2 separate regions of the Homo sapiens genome follow, and region 2 is linked to region 1. Evidence: chromatin loops called from intact Hi-C (ENCODE). Cell type or tissue: endothelial cell of umbilical vein. All regions are shown on one strand. Links, peaks and the distances in the headings refer to the core of each region. The heading gives the core; the rest is flanking DNA. Region 1 overlaps XPR1 (xenotropic and polytropic retrovirus receptor 1). Region 2 overlaps XPR1 (xenotropic and polytropic retrovirus receptor 1).

What was found. Hi-C counts contacts between places; a loop is a spot of excess contacts. Peaks named below come from ENCODE experiments on the same cell type or tissue, not always from the same donor. Only the 100,000 strongest peaks of a DNase experiment are listed, where the experiment ranks them.
Region 2: a loop joins it to region 1, with 2.1 times the contacts of the local background. A loop is called at or near these places in 5 of 110 quality-filtered maps.

The regions. Positions count from the first base shown.
Region 1 is chr1:180,850,561-180,858,908 of GRCh38, reverse strand. The region is part of intron 11 of XPR1 (xenotropic and polytropic retrovirus receptor 1); the gene reads right to left. LOC124904464 (a long non-coding RNA gene) reads left to right here. Exons shown (of 2, transcript XR_007066760.1): 2 at 1-7,021. Among named protein-coding and RNA genes, the nearest start is that of LINC02816, 52 kb to the left of the region's middle. In endothelial cell of umbilical vein, for the core only: no CTCF peak of the experiment used is centred there; a DNase peak (open chromatin) is centred at 4,668; H3K27ac peaks cover 573 bases.
Region 2 is chr1:180,788,975-180,797,322 of GRCh38, reverse strand. All of the region lies in intron 3 of XPR1 (xenotropic and polytropic retrovirus receptor 1), which reads right to left. Among named protein-coding and RNA genes, the nearest start is that of LINC02816, 110 kb to the left of the region's middle. In endothelial cell of umbilical vein, for the core only: no CTCF peak of the experiment used is centred there; no DNase peak of the experiment used is centred there.

The DNA of each region.
Region 1 (8,348 bases), core at 302-8,301:
GATTAATACTGTCCTCCAAAAAATGAACAAATATAGATATTCCCCGATCTTTAGTGTGTTTTAGTTACATGTGAGATCACATATATTAATCCCTCAGGTGATTATCATCTTTATCCTTAGGGCAGACAAGACAGACATTATTATTCCCATTTTATAGTTAAGGAAACTGAAGTTGAGGGAGATAGTTAATAAATGGAAAGATAACTAGATTTAAAGTTAGGAGACCTGGGTTTGAATATAGACTGCCTCTTCCAAGCTTTGTGGTTACAGAAAATTCACATTCTTAAAATGATTGAGACAAAAAAGGAACTCATAGGGCCTAAGGCTAAATGGGGGAACCAGAATGAGGAATCCTCATCTAAGGAACATTTTGTACTAGACAGCATTGCTTCTCTAAGTCCATCTCAACTTTAAAACGAAAAAAGTAGTTTCATAAAACCATGAAGTAACATTACAAAATTTCTAACATAGTGTGGGAAAATAGAATTTAAAAGTTATTACACATATTATTGCTTATTTCATACTGTATATAAAATTATGTTTATGGGAAAAAAACAGAAGTGGTTATCTCAGATGAGGGAAGTAAGATTAAGGAAGAAAGTGGGCTGAGGAAAATAATTGTTATTAGGGTGGTTATACAAATGATTTAAGTAAGACTTTAATTTTGCTATATTTTTTGTTTGTTTTTGTTTTGAGATGGAGTTTCACTCTTGTTGCCCACACTGGAGTGCAATGGTGCAATCTAGGCTCACCGCAACCTCCACCTCCTGGTTCAAGCGATTCTCCTGCCTCAGCTTCCTGAGTAGCTGGGACTGCAGGCATGCGCCACCACGCCCGGCTAATTTTGTATTTTTAGTAGAGACAGGGTTTCTCCATGTTGGCCAGGCTGGTCTCAAACTCCCAACCTCAGGTGATCTGCCTGCCTCGGCCTATCAAAGTGCTGGGATTACAGGTGTGAGCCACCACACCCGGCCACTATATTGTTTTTATAATAAAAATAGTACATAGGAATTCCTTTACTAATTCAAGAACTGTTTACTACTGAGTATATACTATAACCTGCATTATTTATTGTATAACTAGAATACTAAAGACTAACTCCAAAAAAACATCTGCTTGCTTGTATATTCAGCAAACAAATACTGAATGTCTACTGGGTAACCTAACTAGGTACATTCTAGGGAATGAGAATATACTGAAGAACTACTAAGGGCCAAGTCTAAAAGAGGAGAGAGAATTTAGTCAAAAACACAATGTATAGGTACAGTTCTGGAACTGTGCATAGAAAAGGAATCAATAAGCCAGGAGGGGAAATAGCCAGGAAAATCTTCCTGAAGGAGGTACTACTTGAGCTGAATCATGAAAGGACTTGAGTTAAACAAGTTTATGGGGCAGAGAGAACCATTTCAAGCAGAATAGAAACCATTCATTCAATAAAGAGTACCTGCACATGCCAGATATTATTCTAGGTACCAGGTACACAACAGTGAATCTTATTTACTAATGGTCAGACAAATTTCCTGCCTCAGTAAAGCCTCCTATTTCGTAGGGGTAGACAATGATCAGATATATAAGTAAAGATGATGATTTCACACAGTGAAAAATACCATGAAGAAAACAGAACAGGATGATAAGACAAAATTCCTTCAGACAGTATTCAGGCAGAAACAGCGTTCAGGCAGAGAAGGTTTCTTAAGTTGGGACTTGGGTACTGACAAGGAACCAGCCACATTTTCATGTGAAGGTGGAGAAAGAGTATATGTAATAATAAAATTTCTAGTAACCATATTCAAAAAGGTGGAAACAGGTAAAATTAATAATATATTTTATGTAATCTATACCTAAAATGTTATCACTTTTACATTTAATATATAGTCAAAATAAAATTGATATCCTTCACAGTTTTTTGTTTCAAACTAAGTCTTCAAGATCCAGTTTGTATGTTATACTTACGGCACATTTCGATTTAGATTAGGCACACTTCAAATGCTCAACAGACTGATGTAGCTGGTAGTTAAATTATGCAACAGTGCAGCTCTAGGTATCTTTGGGGAGATGAGTTTGAGGTGTAAAGATTGAAAGCAGTGTATTAATATGGCTGTGGCAACAGCCCAGTGAGAAACAATGAGGACTAGAATTGAGTATAAGTTTAAGGAACAGAGAGGTAAGGCAAAAATTAAGAAATACTTGGGAACTAAAATTGGCAGGACTTGGTAAATTTTGAAGGTGAGATGAAGGATACAGTCAAAAATAACTCCTAGTTTTTAACCTGGGTGAGTGGCATGGTGCCATAAACTAGGTTAGAGAACATGGGGCTTGAAGCATGCTTAGGAAAAAAAATGAGTTTATTTTTTGACGTGTTGACTTTAAGGTACTTACGAAACATCGAGGTGGAGGAAGCCCAGAAAACAACTGGAAAAAACTAAAAAGCTTCAGATACAGACTGGGGAGTCACACAGACAGTGGTTGCAACCATCAAAATAATTTAGAAGCTCTTTCTATGAAAAGGACAGGCTACAATGAGAGATAAGTCTTCCATCTATAAGGGGAATCACACTGTGTTTGACTACACTTGGTTGAGTTTATTTCCAGTTTTTTTTTTTAATACCAAAGACTCAAAGAGATGAGAACTCTCTGAAATGTTACAGAGCTTCTCTTTATCTCTTAAAAAATTTAAATTCTAATTCTATGTTTGTTTACATTTCAAGGTTTCTAAATATGTGTTAATTACTATAGAGTTATTGTGGTTATAGGAATGGAGACAGTAAGAATAAGAATAGATAGATTACTGTTTTGAGATGCAGGATAGAGAAAAGGAAAAAAGACTAGACCAGATGGCTTAATGAGGTAAGGGAAATCTTTTTAGAGTAGGGGACTCTTAAGCATGTACATAGGCTAGAAGGAAGGAGCCAGTAATGACAAACAGTTTGAAGATTTGGGAAAAACAAGGGACAACTGCCAGAGCTAGATCCTGGGACAAGGGGAAATGAGAGCAGTGCACAGGAGGAAGGACACCTTGTTACTTTAGACTGGGGAAAATACAGTAAAAAGGGGTTTAGATTAAATAAGCATGTAGGGAGAAGGTAGCTGAAGGAAAATGATTCCTGATAGCCTCAATTTTCTTAAGCTAGTAGGAGACAAGGTGGTCTGTAAGAATAAAGAGGAAAAGGCTGAGTTAGGAGCTGAGAAAAGCAATGAAAGTTATAGTAAAACCGTCCCCCCTCCCCCCACTTTTTTTTTTTTTTTGAGACACAGTCTCACTCTGTCGCCAGGCTGGAGAGCAGTGGCATGATCTCGGCTCATTGCAACCTCTACCTCCTGGGTTAAGTGATTCTTCTGCCTCAGCCTCCCAAATAGCTGGGACTACAGGCACACACCACCACACCCGGCTAATTTTTGTATTTTTAGTAGAGACGAGGTTTCACCATGTTGGCCAGGCTGGTCTCGATCTCCTGACCTCATAATCTGCCCTCCTGGGCCTCCCAAAGTGCTGGGATTACAGGTGTGAGCCACTGTGCCCAGCTGTAAAAACCCCTTTTCAAGTTAACATTTTTGAGATAAAAAATTTAATAATATGTTAACAAAGGACAAAATACATTAAAGTTTAGAAAAAAGTTAATCTCTCCTTCCTATGACATTCTTTTCACAAAACATTTTGCTTGTGCTTATACTGTCTTTCATTCTGTATATACACAATTTTTTTCTTTCCTGTAATATTGTATTCTATCTAGCATTGTGAAAAGAATTTAACTTTAGAGTAGAGCAAATTGAATATATATTTGTCTTTTCCATTAAATTGTAATGTCTTTCACAGAAAGATCTCACATCAGCATTTTTCTAGGGCCCATGTACCATGCTGGACATAGTAGGGGCTTAATTAATATTTGCCAAACTGAATTGAGGCTATGTTTCACTCATTTTTGTATTTTCTGCACAATGCTTTACCTTCCAACAAATACTTGGGAAAGGCAACATAGTCTCTGGGCAGCCTACACATATAATGTGTCCCTGAAAACACCTATTAAGTTTGTAGCTCCTAGGCCCTCCAGGCAAAATGAAATGGACAGCTGTGGCAAACAGAAAACTTTAAAACCAGATTCTAAGGCTTTGACAAAGGCAGGAGGTCAGTCACACCTCCACATTCCCTTATCTCATTATCAGCCGCCAAGACTTTCTTTCCTATAATTAAACAGAAACCAGTCCCTAAAAACAATGTGTGCAAGATTTCTTCCCCAACCTCAACAGACCATCTGACACTGTGGCCAAACTCCCCTCCCTTATCGTGCTTTTGCCACGATAGGTGACTAGCCTTACAAAGCATTCCTTTTTGATAAATGACTGCTGATCACAGACTCGTTCTGGCTGGTCCACAGAGACTGAGCACAAGATGCCTCTGTGCTCTGCTCTGTGTTTCACCTTTTGACACAAAGAGCCGAATTTCACTTCACTTTAATGTTAACTGCCTACTCCGAAGTGAACATGGGACATATGTAACATATATGTTTACTCACCACACATTTGGTTTCCCTCATAAATATTCATAAATTCTCCTATAACCTGCTAAATATGTATGCGGAGCTAACCCCACTGGGGATAAATTCCAACCTCTCCCCTTTGTAACTGAAGCCTATGTATTTGGTTTTGGCTGGAAGCTTAGTTTCCTGACCTGCAGATTGTAATCCTTTACAGGAAATAAAGCTTTCCTTTTGCTTCCTCTGCCAATCTCATGGTCTTTTGTTAATAAGTTGAATGTGAAAAAGTTAAGCAACAGACTTATATGAGGATAAGTTCCTGAGAGCTAAAAATAGATAAAGCAAAACCCCTATTAAACTTTCCTTGCCTTTTAGATACAACCTTTAACGGCATTGTTCTAACATTTTGTAGACATCATTTTTTTCCTTTACAACAAAACACAGCTGCTTTTAATTCAATGAGTGTCACAATGATGTTTAAAAGTTGCTGCTTTCTGCATGCCTAATGATTCCTATAGCTGTTTTAACTGTATTACACTTATGAGACATTAAAAAAATTGTGTGTAATATCACCACAGATAATTCCCACTGATTTCAAGAAAAACGAACAAAATACAACAAAATACAAAAAAAAAAAAAAAAAAACCACATGAATGCACTATTATTTGTGCCACAGAAGGTAAGGCTGCCAAAGCTCTCAGTTAGCAGCTAGCAATACCATGCAAAAGCAGGAAATGTTCTCAATCCAAAGGATAATTAAGAGGTAGGGTGTGTGTGTGTGTGTGTGTGTGTGTGTGTGTGTGTGTGTGTCTATAGTCTAATAACAAAATACCCAAACTGTCCAGTTTTCAATTAAAAAAATCACTAGTCATACAAAGAACAAGGAAGATCTCAAACTTAATGAAAAGACAATCAAAGATGTCAAAACTGAGATGATAGAGATGTTGGAATTACTGGACAAAGATCTCACAGCAGCTATGATAAAAATGCCTTAGCAAAGAAACAGTCTCACCAAAGATACAGGAAACACAAAGAAGAACCAAATAGAAATATTAGAAGCCAAAAATACAATAACTGAAATAAAACTCACTGTTAACAGAATAATAGAAGGGACAGAGGAAAGAACTGGCAACTGAAAGATAGAATAGAAATTTCCTAACCTGAACAAGAAAGAAAATAGGTTGAATTTAAAAAATGAAAAGAAGCCAGGCGCAGTGGCAGTGGCTCATGCCTATAATCCCAGTAATTTGGGAGGCCGAGGCGGGTGGAAAACTTGAGGTCAGGAGTTCAAGACCAGCTTGGCTAACGTGGCGAATACCCGTCTCTCCTAAAAATACAAAAATTAACTGGGCTTGGTGTGCGCCTGTAATTCCAGCTACTTGGGAGGCTGAGGCATGAGAAGTGCTTGAACCCAACGGGTGGAGGCTGCAGTAAGCTGAGATTGCACCATTGCAATCTGTGGGGGATACATTCCAAAACCCCCAGTTGGTGCCTGAAACCATGGATAGTACTGCTATGATAAAGTTTAATCTATAAATTAAGCACAGCAAGAGACTAGCAATAATAATAAAGCAGAACAATCATAATATACTGTAATAAGTTATGTGGAAGGCTGGACGTGGTGGCTCACGCCTGTAATCCCAACATTTTGGGAGGCCGAAGTGAGAGGATTGCTTCAGTCCAGGAGTTGGAGACCTCACCTTTACAAAAAATAAACAAAATTAAACCAGTGTGGTGGCGCACACCTGTAGTCCTAGCTACTCAGGAGGCTGAGGTGAGAGGGCTGCATGAGCCCAAGAGGTCAAGGCTGCAGTGAGCTGAGATTACACCATTGCACTCCTGCCTGGGTGACAGAGTGAGACCCTGTCTCAAAAAACAAAACGAAAACCATAAGAGTTATGTGACTGTGGTCTCTTTCTCTCTCAAAATAGCATAAAGTTTTCAGACTGTGGTTGACCACCGATAAGTAAAACTGCAGAAAGTGAAGGTATGGATAGGGTCGGGGGAATACTGTGCAAAAAAGGCAACAGGGGGGATCCTTGTGGTGATGGAAATGTTCTGTATCTTGACTGTATGAATGTCAATATTCTGGCTGTGATATTATACTATGTTTGTAAAGTGTTACCACTGGGGAAACTATGCAAAGGGTATATGGGATCTCTCTGCATTACTTCTTGCCATGCATGTGATTCTACAATTATCTCAAAACAAAATGTTTAATTAAAAAAAAACCACAGAACTTGACTGTTCCTCAAAACCTTCACTGAGTTAACCACTTCCTCTTTGAAACCACCTTATACCCTATACAATACTGATAATATAGTATTATTGCACTTCCATGTTCTATTGTAATTAGTCTATTTCCCTTACCAAACCGTGAGCTCCAAGAGGAGGTTTTAAAGGCAAGATATGTTTTGTTCATCTATGTATGCCTAGCATCTAGTAGTGCCTGATACATTGAAGATGTTTTGTAAATGTTTGTTGAATAAAACTGGATGTGACTGATGTAATCAAGAAAGTAATTTCATTATTAAACTATTTATATTCAATTTATTATCCATATAGATCCTTATTTACTGGCTCCTCAATAACAAAGTTACCTCTTCAGTGATTATAAAAGCATCAATGACACCATTTAGGACTTCCTTTCTTGACAGAGTTTAGCAACTTTTCTTCTGCTGTATCAGATACCCCTTCCCAGATCAGATCATCAGAACCTCTTCCAATATCTTTCTTATGTATGTGTGTCTAGGCTTATTTTTAAAAATCCCTTTCTGTTACACATTTGATCAACAGCCTTGGAAACATTCTTGTAGTAGGTTATTGCTGTAAGGAAAAGTTAAGACTTTGGAATAAGCAAAAATAATTACTATGCACTAAAATGGAAAATTATGCATTGTTTACACCATACCTTTCTAGGTTATGTTTCTATGGAGTTTGTGCCTTTTCTGGTCTTGGAGTTATTTTATAATTCTGTATAAATTGTGGATAAATGCCAATAATTCTGTCTATAGGCACACAAATAAATTCTGTCTGACGGAGGTCCAACAGATTCCATCTTACCCTCTACTCCTCCACCACACCCCACCTCCAGTAGAAAAAGCAAATTTTGTGTCCATTTGTAAATGGATATCAGCATTCCTTTACTCCACAGTAAAGGTTTGTTAACTAACCATCATGTGGAAAATATATTGTCTCTCCTTTGAACCAGTAGTGACAACTGGCTGGTTTCCTCTTTAATTCATGAGTTAAATAGAAGTTTGGTGTTTTTACATTAAAAAATATCTATTTCTGCTTTTCCCCACTCCTTTTGTTCTATAACCAAATAACAATTCTGGAGCAGATAAACTATGTGTTTCTGCCTTCTCTCCTGGAAAAGACACAATTTCATTTATTTAACTAAATGAAATGCTAACAACTATAACCACTTTAAAAGAAATATAAGGATACTATAATCCTTTTTTTTTTTTTTTTTAAAGACACAGGGTCTCAATCTGTTGCCCACGCAGGAGTACATTGGTACAATAATAACTCACTGTAACTTTGAACTCCTGGGCTCAAGTGATCCTCCTGCCTCAGCCTCCCAAGTAGCTAGAAATACAGGTGTGTACCACGACACTTGCCTAATTAAAAAATAATTTTTTAGAGATGAGGTCTCACTATGTTGCCCAAGCTAGTCTCGAACTCCAGGCCTTAAGTGATCCTCCCAACTTGGCATCCCAAAATGCTGAGATTACAGGTGTCAGTTACCATGCCTGGCCAGGATTCTATACATTTTACACAGTGTCTCAAGTGCTCATTTTATGAAAGCTTCAGGTAGTACATACATATGGGCAGAAACTTTTTTCTTAATTGAACTGAAAAAAGTGATAAACA
Region 2 (8,348 bases), core at 296-8,295, 62 kb after region 1:
TGTATGGGACCACATACATGCAGCCAAAGCACACTGCATATAATTCTTTGTTTATGTTTGCTTCACTGACTGACTGAACTCTAAAGGTAACAGTTCTAAAATCTTTATCTTTTTTTATAATGAAAATTTATTTTAAATAATTTGTTTGAGGTATAACTTACCTACCATAGGATTCATCTACTGTAAACATGCAATTCATTGACTTTCAGTAAATTTATAGAGTTGTGCAATCATCATAAAAATCCAATTTTAGAACATTTCTGTCACCTCCTATACTTCCATCATGGCCATTAGCTGTCAATCCCCACTTCCACCCCCTACCCCAGGCAAACACTGATCTGTATTCTGTCTCTGCTGATTTGCCTTTTCTGAACATTTCATGTAAAAGAATCATACAATATATAATCTTTTGTGTTTGGGTTCTTTAACTTAGCAGGATGATTTTGAGTTTCATCCATTTTGTATCATAATGTAAGTCTGTTATACTGAGTTCCTTTTATTGCCAAATAGTATTTCATTCTGTGGATATATATTTTGTTTACACTTGATCTTAGCCAAAAGGCCGAGAAGCGATTATATTTTGTTTAAATATCTTCAGTCTGCAGACATTTGAATTGTTTCTAGTTTTTTAAACTATGTAAATAATGCTGCTGTTAACACTCTCATACAAGTTTTTGCGTGGCCTATCATCATTATCTTTGTACCATAAAGAGCTTGCATACAGTATACTCAATCCATGTTTGCTGAATGAATAAATAGGTAAAAGTTCTCTCTAGTAGCCTACATTCCCATATAGAAATGATGAAGAAATCAACATTTCAGGTGTATTTTGCTACTTTCTTTAAAGTAATGACTCTCTTCCTTAAGGGCATAACTATGTAGAGGAGCCTATGAGAATCCGTAGGTGGGGGTAGGGGAATATAAACCATATGTAGTTTGAAAAAATCATATTCAATATTACTACAGCTATGGTATGAGATTTTCATATCTATCAAAGGGGTATAGGTTTAAAAAGAATAAGAAATACTGCTTTTGACACCAAGTATCCCAATCTATTTTGCAATGACACTTCAGTTTTCTAGAGCCAGATCGCCAGAAAGCTCAAACACATGGGACTGCACAGAACCTGGAAAAGTGTGTGTGTGTGTATATATAAAAGTGTATACTTTGATCTATGATGAAAATCTACAAATACACTTACAAAAATAAAAATGAGGCCAGGCGCAGTCGCTCACGCCTGTAATCCCAGCACTTTTGGAGGCCGAGGTGAGTGGATCACGAGGTCAGGAGGTTTAAGACCAGCCTAGTCAAGATGGTGAAACCTCGTCTCTACTAAAAATACAAAAAAATTAGCCAGGTGTGCTGGTGGGCACCTGTAATCTCAGCTACTCAGGAGGCTGAGGCAGAAAATTGCTTGAACCTGGGAGGCAGAGGTTGCAGTGAGCTGAGATCGCACCACCACATTCCAGCCTGGGTGACAAAGCAAGACTCCGTCTCAAAATAAATAAATAAATAAGTGAATGAGTGAATGAATGAATCTCAGGGCTCTTTTTACATATGTTAAACATTTCTATTGCAAATGTGTCTGTCTTATCCTCAAGACCAAAAACAGTGTAGAACTTCTAAGTTCTTTCTTGGTTCACGGCATACTTTGTGTCTCAGTAATACTTTCATGATGCTTCTAGGACAAAAGAAATACCTAATGTTTCTATTTATTAAGTAGTCAGGTTCAAACAACTTAAGTATTTATGTCCTAACAACTTAGAAGCTATCTGAAAAAATATTACACACAGTATTTCTAAGCAATTTTATAATATTGATGAAAACAGACTATTTTGCCAATAAACTACAATTTCTACTTATGCCAGTAAATCAAGTGACCTGAATATGAGAACAAATATTATTATTTTAATAATATGTTAACGCCATAAGCTCTCATACTAAATATTTGATAAAAATTTCCAATAACCATTCAAGAATTTTCAAAGCACCTATGTATCCCTCAAAGAGCTAGAATAAGGGTTAGCAATATATTTTGCTTTCACCAAATTCATCGTTCTTTTACTTTTAGAAAAAGTTATTTCAAGAACTACAAGCTATCTTCAGAATGGCAAAGCTGTTATGTTGTTATGCAATTGAAGAATAACTCTTTCTAAAATCAAATTAGTGTCTTAGAATATTTTTATTATTTGTTTACCTGTCTTACAATATTACCATCTTGCTAATTCAATTTATGGACCTTGGTGTTATTCAAAATATAAAGTAAGTTTATGAGAATGTTGACCCATCACAGATGATTCAAGATAGTTAACTTTGTTACATTACATGCATTTTTTATACTGCTTTTATCTTTTATCTGGAATTCTTACTACTTGAAACTGTGTACCTCAAATACCAAAGTCTGAAATCTGTATGTGAATAAAACATCTAATTTTTCCACTTTTCTCTCTAACCAGCAACTCACTCCTTAATATCTTACAACTTCAGCCTCAAAAGACTATTTGTTATTGTCTTCATCCCCAAATATGTCATGTACTTTAACACCACTGTGCATCTGGATAGATTTTTTCCCTTGCTCTGGAGCACTAAATCCCACCTCTCCCTACAGCCATCCCCAAACAACCTCCCTTAAGAGCATTTGGCTAATGCCTACACATTTTCAAAGACCCAATTTAAATTTCACTTCTTCTAAAGGCTTTTCCTCAATCCCACTTTCTTCCTCCAAGTAAATTCAAGGCTTCTTCATGTCAGTTTTCACAGTACTTTGCATAACTGTAAAATACTAAATGTCATATTGCACATAAACTTTAAAAAGTACATGTAATTTGTAAATACACACAACAGGTGTATTTAGTAAATAACACTGTGATACTTTCTATTCTACTATATTCTATCTATATTTTTTAAAAAATGCCTGTGATGACCCACGTACAGTCGTAGTGCCACAGAACAACGTTCTGGTCAACGACTGACAGCATGTACAACAGTAGTCCCATAAGATATAATACTTTATTTTTACTGTACCTTTTCTATATTTAGATACATAAATATTTACCATTGTTTTACAATTGCCTACAGTATTCTCTGTAGTAACATGCTGGACAGTTTTGTAGCCTAGGAGCAACAGGCTATACTATATATGCTACATGTGTAATAGGATATACCATCTAGGTTTGTGTAAGTACACATGATGTTCCCAAAATGAAATCACCTCATGACGCATTTCTCAGAATTATCCCTGTCATTAAGTGACACGTAACTATATTTTCATTTTCTGACCAATTTATTGGGTTGTGACCTACAATTTAAAAAAAACCCATTATTTACATGATATTGTGTTTGTTTGTGAAGATGCCATTTGGAAATTGTGTTACTCATGACCATAGACATTCCTCATCCTTTCTTTCAGTCTCAGAAAGAAAAAAGGAAAAATAGGAGAGAGACAGAAGGAAGGAAGGAAAGAGAAAAAAAGGAGAGAAAGAAAATGAGGGTGGTTTTCACGTGGCTTGTTTTTAATAGATGCTTATAAAACACTTTTTTTTAACAAAATAAAGAAAGGAAAATTTATTGTGGACAATATAAATATTGTAATTGTAATTTCCTTCAGATGTATTAACAACAAAGCAAGCAAGAGTGGCTGCTTTAATTTCACTTCCCCTACTACCCTCCCTGCTCCTTTAAACAGTTCTTAAGTAACTGATTCTACTGTAATGAACTCAAGAGAATCATGACACAGGAAGATACGTTAACACATGGGAATTTAAAACAATATACCAACCTATGACCACTCTCATTAAAAATACCTACTTAATCTACATTTTAACACACACATGAGCAAAGAACAAAACCAGCCATTAAGTCATAGTTTAAATACATGCATACTAGACACATGTATCATTTGTAAAATGAACATTTACTATTTCAGTGTAAAAGATTCTCATGATTCATTGCACACATTTAGTGGTATAACAATATTCAGTGCCTCAAATTCCTCTTGTATAAAAACAATATAAATCAATAATAAAAACATACAGCAAGACATTGTAAAACAGGATTACAGGAATAACAGGAATAACTATATAATAAGAATAGCTCTTAGTAACTATTATCTAATCGGTCTTGCATTTATATGAAACAAGAAAATATTCTACAGGCAAGATCCTACTAATAAAACACCAATGCAATTACCTTCCTTCTTCCCTCTCTCCCTCCTTTCCTTCCTTTTTAGTAAAGAAAAAGGATGTAACACTGCTATGACTTCCCAATGTAACCGAAGTCAAAAAAGTCACCCAGAAAAAAAAGAAGTTATTCAAAAACAAAGAAAAAGCACTTAGCTATTTCAAAATTCCAGCCAATAAAAAAGGCTTGACTGTTTTGTGAAATATTAGAAGCAACACATATATTCTGACTTTTTTTTTAACATTAGGCAAATAAACACTGTTTAGAAACTAAGTATTTTGAATAAAGAGAAAAGGCAAACTGGTTTGAAAAAAGTGATCAGTTGGATCACTTGTCCACTGGAAAAAGACATTACTGATCACCACAAAAAAAAAGGTTTCTAACGGTATAGCCTTCATGATTGATACCATTTTTAGTGACAGAAGAGAACTAAGAGACTTCTAGGTTAGGGATTAGCAATGTTTTTACCACAAAGGACCCCTCCCTTTCACAATTCCCTTCTCTTCCTATGATCTTCAAATACTGATTTTATCTATAAATCTAAATAAATGTCAATTTTTTAACCAAAGATACATAATAAACAATAAAGACTAACAAAGTAACTTACATCAGGTTTTCTGAATATTGAAAATAGCTTCTGATCCTAACATGTGGAACCCTAGAGGGTTGGGAATCAATCTGTTTGTTTTATAAGCAAGTGTGTGGAAGCCTAGGAAGGTTAAACAGTAAATAGCATCGGCAAGAAAAAAATTCCAAATTTTAGCAGCATTCATGCTATATTTTGATTGTTTGGCCTTTTTGATATGACTAGAAACAGACAAAATAAAATATAGCAATTTGTTTAGGGACATTGAAAGGTTTTAGTCAAAAATATCTCACTTAAAAATGGAGCATTTTTAGCTATTTAATGTGTGAGATATAAGTGGGTGGAGGTGAGTTATTAAGCTCAACTCACCCCATATTGTTTATAGTTTTTCTTGTGCCCTAGTGTCTGACAACTGCAGTCTACAATCTTCTGGGGAGAAGGTGGCTAAATGAGGGAAAAAAGATACTGTTGAGGACCAGAAACAAATTCTATTTCTGTGAATCATTTCTTCGTATTACCTACCACTTCCTGATCTGGCAGGAGTCACTCTAGAGACTACCAATTTGTACCAGTGAGGACATCAAGAGACGTGCCTCACTGGCCCTGCCAATACACACACAAAACAGGAAGTCATCAAATTACAGCACCAAAATTTTTAATAGTAGCTAGCCTAAAATTATTTTTGAGAAGCGACCTAACTTAAAGAAATCATGTTTCAAACTGAAGGTTGCAACCCAATATGAGGTCATAAAACCAATTTAGTGGATCATAATTAGCATTTAAAAAATCAAATAGAATAGAAAAATATAGAAAACAATATACTACAAGTACTAAAGATGTACTGTTTCATGAAAAAATATCTTAAATTATTTAAATATATTGTGTAGTCACACACATATAGATGCATACAAACATATATAAAACAAACATTTATCTGTATATGTGTGCTGGGTCATAATGTACATTTTTTTTTACTATAACTCAAAATAAAGTATCTACATGTCTGTAATCCAAGCACTTTGGGAGACCAAGGTGGGTGAATCACCTGAGGTCAGGAGTTCGAGACCACCCTGGCCAACATGGTGAAACCCCATCTCTACCAAAAATAAAAATAAAAAATTAGCCAGGTGTGGTGGTGCATGCCTGTAGTACCAGCTATGCTGGAGGCTGAGGCAGGAGGATCACTTGAACCTGGGAGGCAGAGGTTGCAGTGAGCCGAGATCATGACACTGCACTCCAGCCTGGACAACAGAGTGAGATCCTGTCTCAAAAACAAACAAACAAAAAAAACAAAGTATCTACTACCAAGAGTAGATATTTTTCTTCATAAACAAAGAAGCATTTTCTATTCTTTGTGATACAAATCATCCATTTAGAATTGAGCTTAGAGATCCTTCTTTTTCAAAAAATGTCATAGTAAAAGAAAAAAGCTAATAAACTTGATTTTATATATTCATAGTCTACAGCCTTACATCATTTCCAATACGCTTTCTCAATCTAGACATTTGTTTCACTGCAAATGCCCTCCTCTTTTAGTTTCCTCCTCCTCCTCCTGCTATATGGTCTTCTCTGTCTACATTGCTGGTTCCTCTTTATCTTTCTATCTCCTAATTATAGAAATTATCTTTCTTCTTGAGAACACTGAAATCCTTTCTGTATATTTTTCCCATACAGAAAATCTACCTGTTTGCATGGCTTTAAATAATATTTATATTTTGGCTGTGCACAGTGGCTCACACCTGCAATCCCAGCACTTTGGGAGGCTGAGGCAGGCGGATCACGAGGTCAGGAGATCAAGACCACCCTGGTTAACACGGTGAAACCCCGTCTCTACTAAAAATATAAAAAAAATTAGCTGGGCATGGTGGTGGGTGCCTGTAGTCCCAGCTACTCGGGAGGCTGAGGCAGGAGAATGACGTGAACCCGGGAGGCAGAGTTTGCAGTGAGCCAAGATCGCACCACTGCACTCCAGCCTGGGCGACAGAGTGAGACTCCGTCTCAAAAAAAAGAAAATGTATATTTTGTCTCTGTCTTCTAGGTGCCTGTATCCTGGTGAAAGAGACATGCATATATGCCATGTTCTTTCATGGCTCTTGCTTGTATATAAACTGTTCCCTCTGCCTAAGGAAAAAGCCCAGCTACAAATGAAAGATGAGGGGGAGGATATAAAGTTAAGAAATTTGCTTGCTCATTTTTTTTTTGAAGGGAATGACTTGCTAAGGAGATTGAATTGGTATAAAGGGAAGTTAAATATATTTATTTAATAATTCTTAGAGGAAATAATTACTGGAGCAAGGTCTTGAAGAGTTGAAATTTAGTCAGTAGTCGTAAAGATCTCCCGTGGAATAAAGAGGGATATCTCTTCTACAAAGATTGGAGGAAAATAAATAAGGATGAGAATGTCTATAGGCATTTGGGAGAGAGATGCAGATATAATACCATATATCTGCATGGTATTATACATCAACAGAAGCTGATGGCCTTTATTTTTATTTGTAAAGCTGGGGGTATAATGAGCATGACAGGGAAGATGGTGGGGTTAGAGAATTCTGGAGAATGATATAAGGTTTACAAAAGCACTTTGGAGCATGAAAAATGATATTGATTAGGACCCACAGGAAGCTTTGAGGGCACAGTTACAGGTGCAACAACAAATTTACAGTGGTTCCAATTTATTCTGCTGTTGTCCTACGCAGCCTCTGGGGTAGGCATGAAGAAGGTAAAGGATGAATTGGTTGAGTTTTACTAGGCAGATGCAACATAAGGCAATGAGGGTAAAGGGATTAAAAACACAGGGGTCAAAATGGTTAAAATGATTGATGGAGAAGAAAATAATTCTGGCTGGGTGTGGTGGCCATGTCTATAATGCTAGCACTTAGGAAGACAGAGGCAAGAAGACAGCTTGAGCCCAGGAATTCAAGACCTGCCTGGGCAACATAGCAAGACCCCATTCTCCAAAAAAAAAGGAAAAAAGAAGACAAAAAAAGAGTAGGAAATAATTCTAAGACATGTATGATAAACTGAAATAAAATGGGAGAGTCAAGAAACTAGAGCTCTGTGAGATGGAAAAACAGATGTTAAAGGAGTAGGGGAGTAAAAAGCTAAAAGGCTAGGAGACATGGTCATAGACTCGTATTAGGTTTTAGTATTTTAGAGGAGAGGAATTCTGGGTGATGGGTATGGCTATGTGTGTATGGGGCTAAAGTACAGTGTAACTGAAAATGACTGTCCACAAGGACAATGAAGTCATCCAGCATGATATGAAAAATTAAGATAGAGATTTATTCAGACTGGGAGCCAGGAGTCTAAGTTCACAGTGAGCAACCAAGAGGTCAGTAGATGCTAACAAATAGGAGTGGCAGAAATAGAACAATACTGATGCTTAGAAGAAGATTCATTTTTATAGAAATACACAGAAATACTGATTTGGAAGAACAATGATAGCTAAGAGAATGCTGGACTCAGTCTCTTGTCTTCTGGCAGCTGTTTCTCACTGACTCTTTTTACCTTTTTCCATCTCCTGTCTCCCAATACTCTATAAAAGAGAATGATCAGCCTCTAGTTGAAGGGGCTGCTGAAAAAG